2 separate regions of the Mus musculus genome follow, and region 2 is linked to region 1. Evidence: chromatin contacts called from ENCODE Hi-C or POLR2A ChIA-PET data. All regions are on one chromosome and are shown on one strand. The core of a region is the stretch at or near the end of the contact, and the rest is flanking DNA. Distances in the headings are between cores, read along the strand shown. Region 1 overlaps Smad3 (SMAD family member 3). Region 2 overlaps Smad3 (SMAD family member 3).

The links. A loop is a pair of places that touch in the nucleus more often than their neighbours do. ChIA-PET counts read pairs that join two places held with the same protein, here RNA polymerase II (POLR2A).
Region 2: POLR2A ChIA-PET joins it to region 1 with 46 read pairs in Patski. The contact joins two enhancer-like sites. A Hi-C loop is called at or near these places in 1 of 37 maps with a recorded cell type or tissue (Patski). POLR2A ChIA-PET finds 5 or more read pairs at or near these places in 3 of 5 experiments (Patski and embryonic stem cell).

What each region holds. Positions count from the first base shown.
Region 1 is chr9:63,654,890-63,659,458 of GRCm38, reverse strand. It overlaps Smad3 (SMAD family member 3), which reads left to right. Exons shown (of 9, transcript NM_016769.4): 6 at 3,696-3,908. Among named protein-coding and RNA genes, the nearest start is that of Aagab, 55 kb to the right of the region's middle. Within about 2 kb of position 2,148, at least 1 of the 3 ENCODE cell types and tissues checked has a DNase peak (open chromatin) inside an H3K27ac peak, as active enhancers do.
Region 2 is chr9:63,717,719-63,722,287 of GRCm38, reverse strand. The region is part of intron 1 of Smad3 (SMAD family member 3); the gene reads left to right. Among named protein-coding and RNA genes, the nearest start is that of Gm51710, 12 kb to the left of the region's middle. Within about 2 kb of position 2,103, at least 1 of the 3 ENCODE cell types and tissues checked has a DNase peak (open chromatin) inside an H3K27ac peak, as active enhancers do.

The DNA of each region.
Region 1 (4,569 bases), core at 899-3,398:
CACTGAAAGGGAACAACTGAGGAAGAGACAGCTGAAAGGATATGGAGTTGGAGGATGGAGTCCTGAAGACTGAGCCAGACCTGCTCTCAATGGGTCGGGAGGGCCCAGACTAGCCCGGCTTCTGTGCTTTGACCTCAAGTCCTATGGTTATACCCCCTGTGCAGATCTTTGCCCATCGCCTGCTTCAGTTCAGGGGAAAGTTGATGTGCCCCCCTCTCCTCCCCTCTGCTTCTGCCAACTGGAATCTTTTGCACATGTTTTTAATAGGCACCCCTTAATCCGAGTGTCGCCTTCTGGGTTTTATTCTGTTTTCCTTTCCTTAAACAAAACAGAGAGCCTGTGCCAGCTTGGAGCAGGGCTTGGAACTGAAGCCAGCCAATGTGTTAGGCTGGCCTGGGGCCAGTGGAGAATTGAGTGCCCCATGCCATTTGAGAAGCCTGCCTGACACCATGCTGGTAGAGGTGGGGGCCCTGATGGCTGGGGCTGGAGGCTTCATGTCTCCAGCATTTTGGTTCTGGGAGGGTATTAGCAGGGACTGGGCAGGCTAGTTGAAACTGGGCTATGTGGAGTCAAAAATCTAATCGAACACTCCAGGTGATTGGAAGCCTTGGTCGACAGAGCAAACTCGTGCTCCTCAGAGAATCAGCTGATGCAGTGTTGCTCTGAGAGGAGTCTTGAGTAGCAGGTCTTCAGGGTCGGTGTAAACTGCATCGGCATCTGTTGGGAAACTTTGAAACCTGGGGCGTGCTCACTCCAGGGAATGGCAAGGTGGCCGGAGCAGCTAAGCCCATGTTGGCTGGATCTCGAAGCACACTTTGTTCAAACCTTGGTAGATCCGAAAGCAGAGAGTGGAACCAGAACTCAGGGAAGGCTGTAACCCCCAAGGCCTGCTTCCAAAGGGACCTACATCTGCCAGCTTGGCCCTGTGTCACAAAGGTTTCATAACCTCCTTAGACAGTACCACCAGCTGGGGACCAAGTATTCGAACGTATGAGCTTATAGGGTGCATTACAGGACCAAACCACAACTATGGCCCCTTTCTGTTCGGTCTTTTAGGAAGCTCAGAGTCGAGCTGTCAGTATCTGATACCACATACTTATACCAGTGGTAGTTCTCCTCTCGCCAGAGTCGTGACTTTTGCAAGAAAAGAATTGCATATGGGGCAGGGGCAGGGCTACCACTATAGGAAGATAGAGTAATTATACTTTTTTGCTTTGTACCTGCTATGGCTGGAATGCCTGAAGGACCATCTAGGGCTGATAGTGGAAATGGAGGGAGAGAGAGAACTCAAAGGCACAGCCATGTGCAGCGAATTAAAAGCCACACAGGGGGCTATCCTATTCTACCTGTTTCTGAGTCAGAGTTGAGTCAGGTACTCTCTGAAGTGGCAGCCTTCAAGTTGTGTGCCCTGGTGCCATGACACAACTGCTGTGAGTCCTGATGTCGTGTCCATCTGAGCTCAGCCTCCCTCCTTTGCTGCTCCGGGTGCCTGGACCATCACAGAGCTGTTTAGAGGAGGGTACAATATCTCCTTGGGAAGGCCTTTTTCTACCCCAAAGCTCACCTTTCCCAGAACAGTGTTCCTCCAGGTGTGACAGACACTCTGGGTGACCTGCCACCTTTGTTTGGATTGGTAGGTGTCAGTGTTCCTAGGACTAAGCCCATGGAATTCTAGGGAGGACTTTGAAATTTGGGGGTGAGGGAGATAATTGTGCTATCCGGGTTACTGAGGAAGGCAGGGCTGACCTGGAGCAGCCAAAGCTGCCTCTTCAGAGTGACACATGCCAGGAGCACAGTGACCGAGATGGCCGCTTTAGTTGTCTTCTAGAATCAGTCTTGACACAGACTAGGAAACAGACCAGAGTAGGAGATCATGTCCCTAAGTATACACCTCAAGGTCACTAGAGCCTGTACCCGGGCAGTAGCAGCTAGTGGTACTGACAGGTCACCTGGACACTTTAAACCTTGGCTAGCCCTGGTTTCTTTTTTCTTTTTTTATACAAAACAAAACAACCCAAAGTGTCCAATGCAACATAGCTCACATTCTAGTGGCCACATTGTTTAGAATCTAGCTTATCTCGTTGGAATGTGGAAGCGTGGAGCAAAGCCAGGGCCGGACATGGCTGATGTGGCTCAGCCCAGCCTCAGGAGCCAGGGGCACAGGCCACAGCTGCTCCTGTCCCATCACTCCCTTCTCCATACAGTAGCTTTGATCCTCTGCCTCTGTGCTCCTGGCCTCTTACTCAACTGTGAGAACAGGGAGAAAGGAAGCTTTGTTCTTCTGGAAAGTCAAGAGAGGATCAGGGAGTTCTTAGGTCCATAGTCAGGGTTATTATCACTGTTGGTACCATACGCTATTTGCTGCATGGCCACATCTTACTCGAGTTAACTCGGGGAATCCACTGATGGCTCCAGTGGGCAGGGGTGATTTAGAGCTGACATAGGAAACATGAATGAAGTCATGCTGGTTCAACATAAAAGGGCAGTGGCTTTCAGTGGGGAGTGCTTCCAACCTGTAGAACACATCTGACAGTACTAGGAATAGTTTTTATTGTCAGTACTTGAGAGGGTGAGGTATATATATATATGTGCTATTAGTATCCAGTGAGTACAGGCTGAGGGTGCATTTGACCATCCCATAATTATCTAGACCCCCTTTCTCTCAGGCAGCCATATGCCCTAGCTTCGGGTGTGCTGAACTGGGGCTGTCTCTGGCTATATGTACTGTGTAAAGTGTCAGGATTGGGGCTGGGTCCTCACCTCACTCTTACAAGGACCATGTGCCTGGGCTGCAGGAGTTCGGGGCCACTTTGTCACCCCGGGGCCGTCTAGGCCCTTCCCCATGGACAACACAGCAGCTGCTGTTCTTTGGCTTGGCCACTTAAGGGATACTGAGCACGGGCCCCTAGCCACTCTCCAAATTGCCTGGCAGGCAACAGACAGGATTCTCAGGCCAATGCTGAGCCATCCCTATTCCCTCCATCAGAGCCTCATGCAAGGGAAGAGAGAGGACTTTAGGACCTCATAGTCAAGTTGGATAGTTGGGACATTTATGGATACCAGCTTGCACAAAAACACACAAAATCACCAGGTGGCTGCACAAATACTTGGGAGTCCTCCAGAGCAAGAGTCTGAGGTAGATGGTGCAGTGAGCAGTAGGTGGACTATTTAAATGGGGCAGAGTGGGCTTAAAGCCCTTCCCTAAGGCCAGCAGTAGAGCTATAGTGTGGAGGAGCGGTTGGAGGCGGCAGTGTGCAGGCAGTCCCGCAGGAGGTTGTGGGATTATAAGAGAACAGTTGCCAGGACCCTGCCTGCCAAGGGGACCCTGCCTGCAGAGGGGACCCTGCAAGGGGCTGCTGTAGAGTGTGGTGTGGCCCACACCACAGCCAGAATACACTTGGGGTTGCTTATAGTGCTGGTCGGTCCTGACCCGTTTCATGTTTGGGTTAGCCTTTCTCCAAAAGCTGCTTCTGTTCACAGAAAAGCCAGACACTGGGGCAGGCTGCCTGTCAGCCCACTGTGAACCCAGTGTCTCCTCTTCTATAGGCTGTCAGGGTCTCCCCTAAATTCTGAGGATCTCACTCTCTAGCACCCTGAAGGGTTTGTGCAATGGGCATTGGGAGGTCAGAGGAGGAGAAAGTCTTCCAGAGCCTCCCTGAATACCTATTGACCTGGCACACCCCATGTCTCTTCAGACCTACAGCCAGTCACCTACTGTGAGCCGGCCTTCTGGTGCTCCATCTCCTACTACGAGCTGAACCAGCGAGTTGGGGAGACATTCCACGCCTCACAGCCATCCATGACAGTAGATGGCTTCACTGACCCCTCCAACTCGGAGCGCTTCTGCCTGGGCCTACTGTCCAATGTCAACCGGAATGCAGCCGTGGAACTTACAAGGCGACACATTGGTAATGTACTCGTCCCCACCCCTGCCTCCTGGGGACACTGAGACCCCCAGCACTGGGTGCTGTAGGACCCAGACAGAGGAGGTGGGAGTGTGGCACAGTGTGTAGATGTTACCTGGCCTCTGCCCACAGGACATTGAATGGAGCTGTTTTCTCATACTCTGGGCCTCTTGTGAGCACAAGGGGACATCCCCACTGGGCAGAGCTCAATGTTTATGTAACCACTGATGTGCTGAGTCAGCTGAAAGTGAATTTCTGTCCATCTGGAGTGGATTTAGGTGATGGAGGGAAAGAGATAAAAATGCAGACTAAACTAGGAGCATGGGAAGGGAGGTCATTTTGGCAAGGGGCCAGGGAGTGCCAAAGCCCCAGTAGCAACTTCACCAAGGCACCTCTGTGTCTTTCGGAGTGGGGTTGGGGGGGGGGGAGAGTAGAGCAGTGGGGTGGCAGCAGCTGTCCCTCCAGGCACTGTTACAGTAACTGCTAAGGAAGGTGATTACCCCTCTCCTCTAGACAGAAGCTCAGGCCTGAGGCTGGGGAATGGCAGAAGTTATTATTGGGACTGGGTCCAGACTCTTTCCTGTGCCAGCTGTTCCAGCTGCTTTAGGAACCCAGAGCTGCCCACCATTCTCCCACTTGGCTTGGAGTAGCCACTTGCAGCTCT
Region 2 (4,569 bases), core at 854-3,353, 63 kb before region 1:
AGGTAGGACCCGGACTCATCCTGCTCATGTGGACTGGGATGTGGTCCGGTCCCCTCGCTGGGTACTGAAAGGTCTCCAGAGCCCAGCACTATCTGGATCTGTCTTCACTCTTTCTAGTTGGAGCTCACCCTGGTCCCTCTTGGGTATGCTATATGCACCTGCTGCCACATCCATTGGCTGCCATGTATCTCGGAGTGTGCCCCAGACTCTCGCACCCTTCTCTCTCTCTCTCTCTCTCTCTCTCTCTCTCTCTCTCTCTCTCTCTCTCTCTCTCTCTCTCTCTCTGTCCTTTGTTCCCAGAATGGTTCCACTCCCTTGCCTTGGTTACCCCCGGCTCTCTCTCTAACCACCTTTCCTTTCTCTGAATGTCTGCTGAGTCACTTCCTGCCTAGGGCGCAGAGCTCAGTAAATATTTTTGAATGTATTAATTTGGCCCTTCTCCACAAAGGTAACTTACCCGTGTGTCATTCATCCGCCCAGTTCTGACTGCTGGAGTTCCCTGTTCGGAAGCCCTGTCTTGGGCCTGCCTTGCTCTCCTCCCCCTGCCTCCCACCATTTGGGGAAGTCCAAGGTGCTGTGGTGAGGGATGGGGTTGAAGAGAGTTTAAGGAAGCAGCAGAGACCTGTGCAGATGTGAGTTAAGGATGATTGAGTTCCAGCTGTGACCTGACCTGCCTTAGGGAACCTAGAACAGGTGGAGAACTAGGCACTACTGGCCCAGAAATAGGAACTCAGAACTCCAAGCACTGTCTGGGCTTCTGTCTCATCATCAGCTACTCACTCGGCCCTCTCATCTCAGATGCTGGTAGCTTCGACCTGTCATGTGTAGCAGTCCAATGTCTGATCGTTACTCCTGTATGGTTTTTCTATGCATCTATTGAACAGAACACAGGGGCCTGAACTGAGCCAACAATAATGACTTCCATCTCCTGTTAATCCCGGGGAAGCTTGGCACTCTGTCACTTCTAGTAGCCAATGTGGGGGCCAACTGTGTACCTTTCTCTTTGTGTCTAGCTTGTTTCTAGACCTCAGTAAGCACTCAGTGTGGGTTGATCAGTGAGGCCATGTGTCTTATTTAAGGGAGTGAGTAGCTTTACCTTTTCCAAGGTGTTGACCTGCAGGCCATTGGAGATTGTACAGAAGGGAGCCAGGGGACCTGGAGGAAGGAAGGGGGCCAGGGCTGAGCTGTGTGTAACAGGCCCTGCTTTTCAAAGAGCCTGGCCTGCTGGGTTTGTTGTGGCAATGTTCAAAGGCAGGAAAGTAGATAAGATCAGACTTCAGACTGCTCACCCCCATACCTCCTCCGCCTCTAACAGCCCAGAGTGTCACCCAGGGCAGGCAGGCAGGCAGGCAGGCAGGCAGGGCCGGCGTGGGTATTTTTCAACTTTTGTAAACGCTACACTAGCACAGTGAGTGGCACTTCCTTGTCCTCGGAGAGGCTGGGGAATGAATGAGTTCAGGCTTTCCTGTTCTCATGGGAGTGGGTAGGTGCCAGTGTGTACACCGAGTGGCAGCTCCCTTGGGGAGATGAGGCATGCTAGCCAGAATGCCTCATCATAGAAGAAGCTAGACTTCTACAAAGAAAGGATCCTGTTGGGCGAGGTGGGGCATACTTATAATTCCAGCACTTGAGAAGCTGAGGCAGGAGGATTATGGATTTCAGGTCAGAGTGAGACCCCTGTCTCAAACAAGACCAAAAGCAAGTCAAGCATGGTGGCTCATGACTGTAAAGCCAGCACTTGAGAGGCTGAGGCAGGAGGATTGCTTTGAGGTAAATAGTGTCGAAAACCAACTGATGGGTCAAACAAACCAAGGCTTGTCTTTTGATTCATCTTCAGTGGTTCAAGCCGTGCTCTGTGCCATCCTTGCTTGGGTCCCAGTTCAGAACATCTGACCCTGTTACCCTCTGTTTCGGGGGCTCGGGAGGGGGCACACGTCTGCATATTCTATAAGCATCCATATGCACTGTGGGCAGTACCCTCCTGCCAGCCCATTTCCCATAATCCCGTCTGTCATGGCAGGTGGCAGAGAACAGATGACTTTGGCAAGGGATTTGGCACACGTGGCCAGGTTTATACTGGATCACTATAGTCCCACTATCTGGTTATCTTGTTTCCTCGATGGTCATTGTCACACCAGAAATCACTTCCTGTGTGGGCTTCACCCACCCTCTTCCCTTCTCACAGACCAGACGAACGTGTAACCCACAGCATGTGTGAACGAATCCTTCAGGGCTGGGGTTTGCTGAGCGCCTCTGGAACCTCCCGGTCTGTGTCTTGGGACCCAGCATTTCTCACACATGAAACACCGACCCTTGCTTTCTAGGGGCAGGAAGGACAGACCGTGGCCTACGTGTGAAGCAAACTGTGAAGCAAACTTCACAGAGCGTTTGATCTTGCTTCTTGGTGGCACTGCTCCAGGGCTTCAATGTCACCCACCTGATCTGGAGCCATTGTCTCTCAGGGGCCTTTGCCAACTTGGCTCTGCCAAGAAAGAGCCCTGGCCTAGATTTTTGCCTTCCTTTTGCTGTGTGACTTTTGAGTAAGACACCTGATTTCTCGGAGTCAGATTATTCCTTAGAAAACAGGTTGAGCAAGGTCCTCTCTGCCACAGTTGTCCTCTGCATTGAGAGAGACACCTTTGTCCGGTGGAGGGGACTTCAGGTGGAAGGGTATAGAGGCAATGCCGTGGCGTCCCTGCAGGGCTACTGGGGAGATCCCTCACGTTGCAAGTCTGGGATGCTGAGAAGTGACTGGGATAGGGGGTAAGAGAATTTCTTTGGGAGCCAATGGTATCGCTGCCTTCATTACACCCTAGAACTTTCTCTAGTAGCTCATTCCTTTCCTTCAGGTCTTGCCAAAGCTTGTTGCTGCAGACCTGAGGGATGTTTTACCTTCTGTCTGCCCCTTGGGAGCAGTCACTATGTACAGGCACAAACCATGCGTGTAGGATGCTTATCCTTAGAGCAACCCTGCACCCAGGTTTCTTGGGTTCTGTCCCTCTCCAGTGGGTGAGCCTGTCTCTTTCTGGCTTCCTTCCCCTGGCATCAAACCTTTATCAGTCCCCATCTTAGTCTTTTGCAAGGTGACACTTCATCTCATTACCTAATTCGCACTACGGTGTTAATGGTGCTAATGACGCTAATGACATAGTGTTTATTACCCCAGGGGATGCATAATGATGGTATCAGAATGGATCACTCCCCCACCAGGGTTTAAAACCCTTCAGGAGTTTCTAGCCTCCTTAGCTGAGTTTCCTCCACCTCAGCTATGGTTCTGTAAGCCTTAGTCACCTCCTTGCTTTTACCCAGCACCCTGTGCAGTGCCTGTTGTGTTTACCATGTGGATTTAAGAGGCACAGGTTGCGGTGACTCACTTCGAGGCAGGCTCTCTCCGGGTAACCAGATGCCCGATGAGTAACAAAGAGTGGGAATAGGTAGGCACAGTGGCTCTGTGAGCCGGGAGAGAGGCATGGAAGCTGGGCAGAGGGTGCTGGACTTTTAGACTTCAGAGTCCAGAGGCATCCCCAGCCCACCAACCTATTCACACAGTCTATGTATTCTGTCCTTTTGCTGAAGATGAGGTACGGGACAACTGGTTTCCCAAGTGCCAGAGGAAGGGACATGGTGTCACCGCACACTTGATTTTCATGCAGACCTCAGGTCATTTGCAGATGGTGTTGGGCGGAGCAGCCATGGGCCTCGGTGTCCACCAATGGTGAGCCACTTCTGAGCACTGCCAAGGTCATGTCAGTGCCCCATCCACTCAACTGCCTTAAGTCTGTCCTTTGTACATGAAGAGGTTTTTCTATACCTCCTCACAACCCATGACTTTGTCTGCAGAAAACCCTTTTTTTTTTCCTCTGTGTAGCATATGCAGGGGCTGTGAGCTGTAGTGGAAGATGAGTGGGTGGTGTGGCTTCGTTTGGGTCTCAGAAGATGAATTATTAGGAAGTGAGGCCTCTTGACACCACACACTGACACTGAGAATGGAAAGCCAGCCTTCCTCACCTGAGTCACAAGGTCTCCTTCTGCTTCCAGAATTGCTCCCCTCTAGCCTCGATTACTGCCACCCCCCATACCCGCCCCACACCCACTTGTTTCTGAGACAGAGTTTCGAGTAGTCCAGGCTGGCCTTGAACTCAGTATGAAGTTGAAGATATTGAGTTCAACTTTGAACTTGTGATCCTCCTGCCTCTGCCTCTCAAGTGCTGGGGTTCCAGTCTCTGGTTTATGGGGTACTGGGGATCAGACATAGGGCCCAGAGCTTTGTGCAGGGTAAACAGGCAACTGAGGCACCTCCCATCTCTTGGGGTGATCAGCCCTTCCCTGCCCAGACCCTGTCCCTTGGCTTCTGATCCTGTGCCTGGCTTGTCCCCTGGTATCTGTACAGTATCAGTGCCCCCTGTTCCTTGGCCTGACCCTTGGGGCTCTGATGCTCGGCTTCCACCAGTCTCAAGTTGGATTTGCTGCAAGTCTGAGCAGTCAAGGACAGCTACCACGTGAGAGAGGGAGGTCTGTAAAAACTGCTGTAGCTCAAAATAGCCACAGTGTCCAGAGAAGCCAAGAACG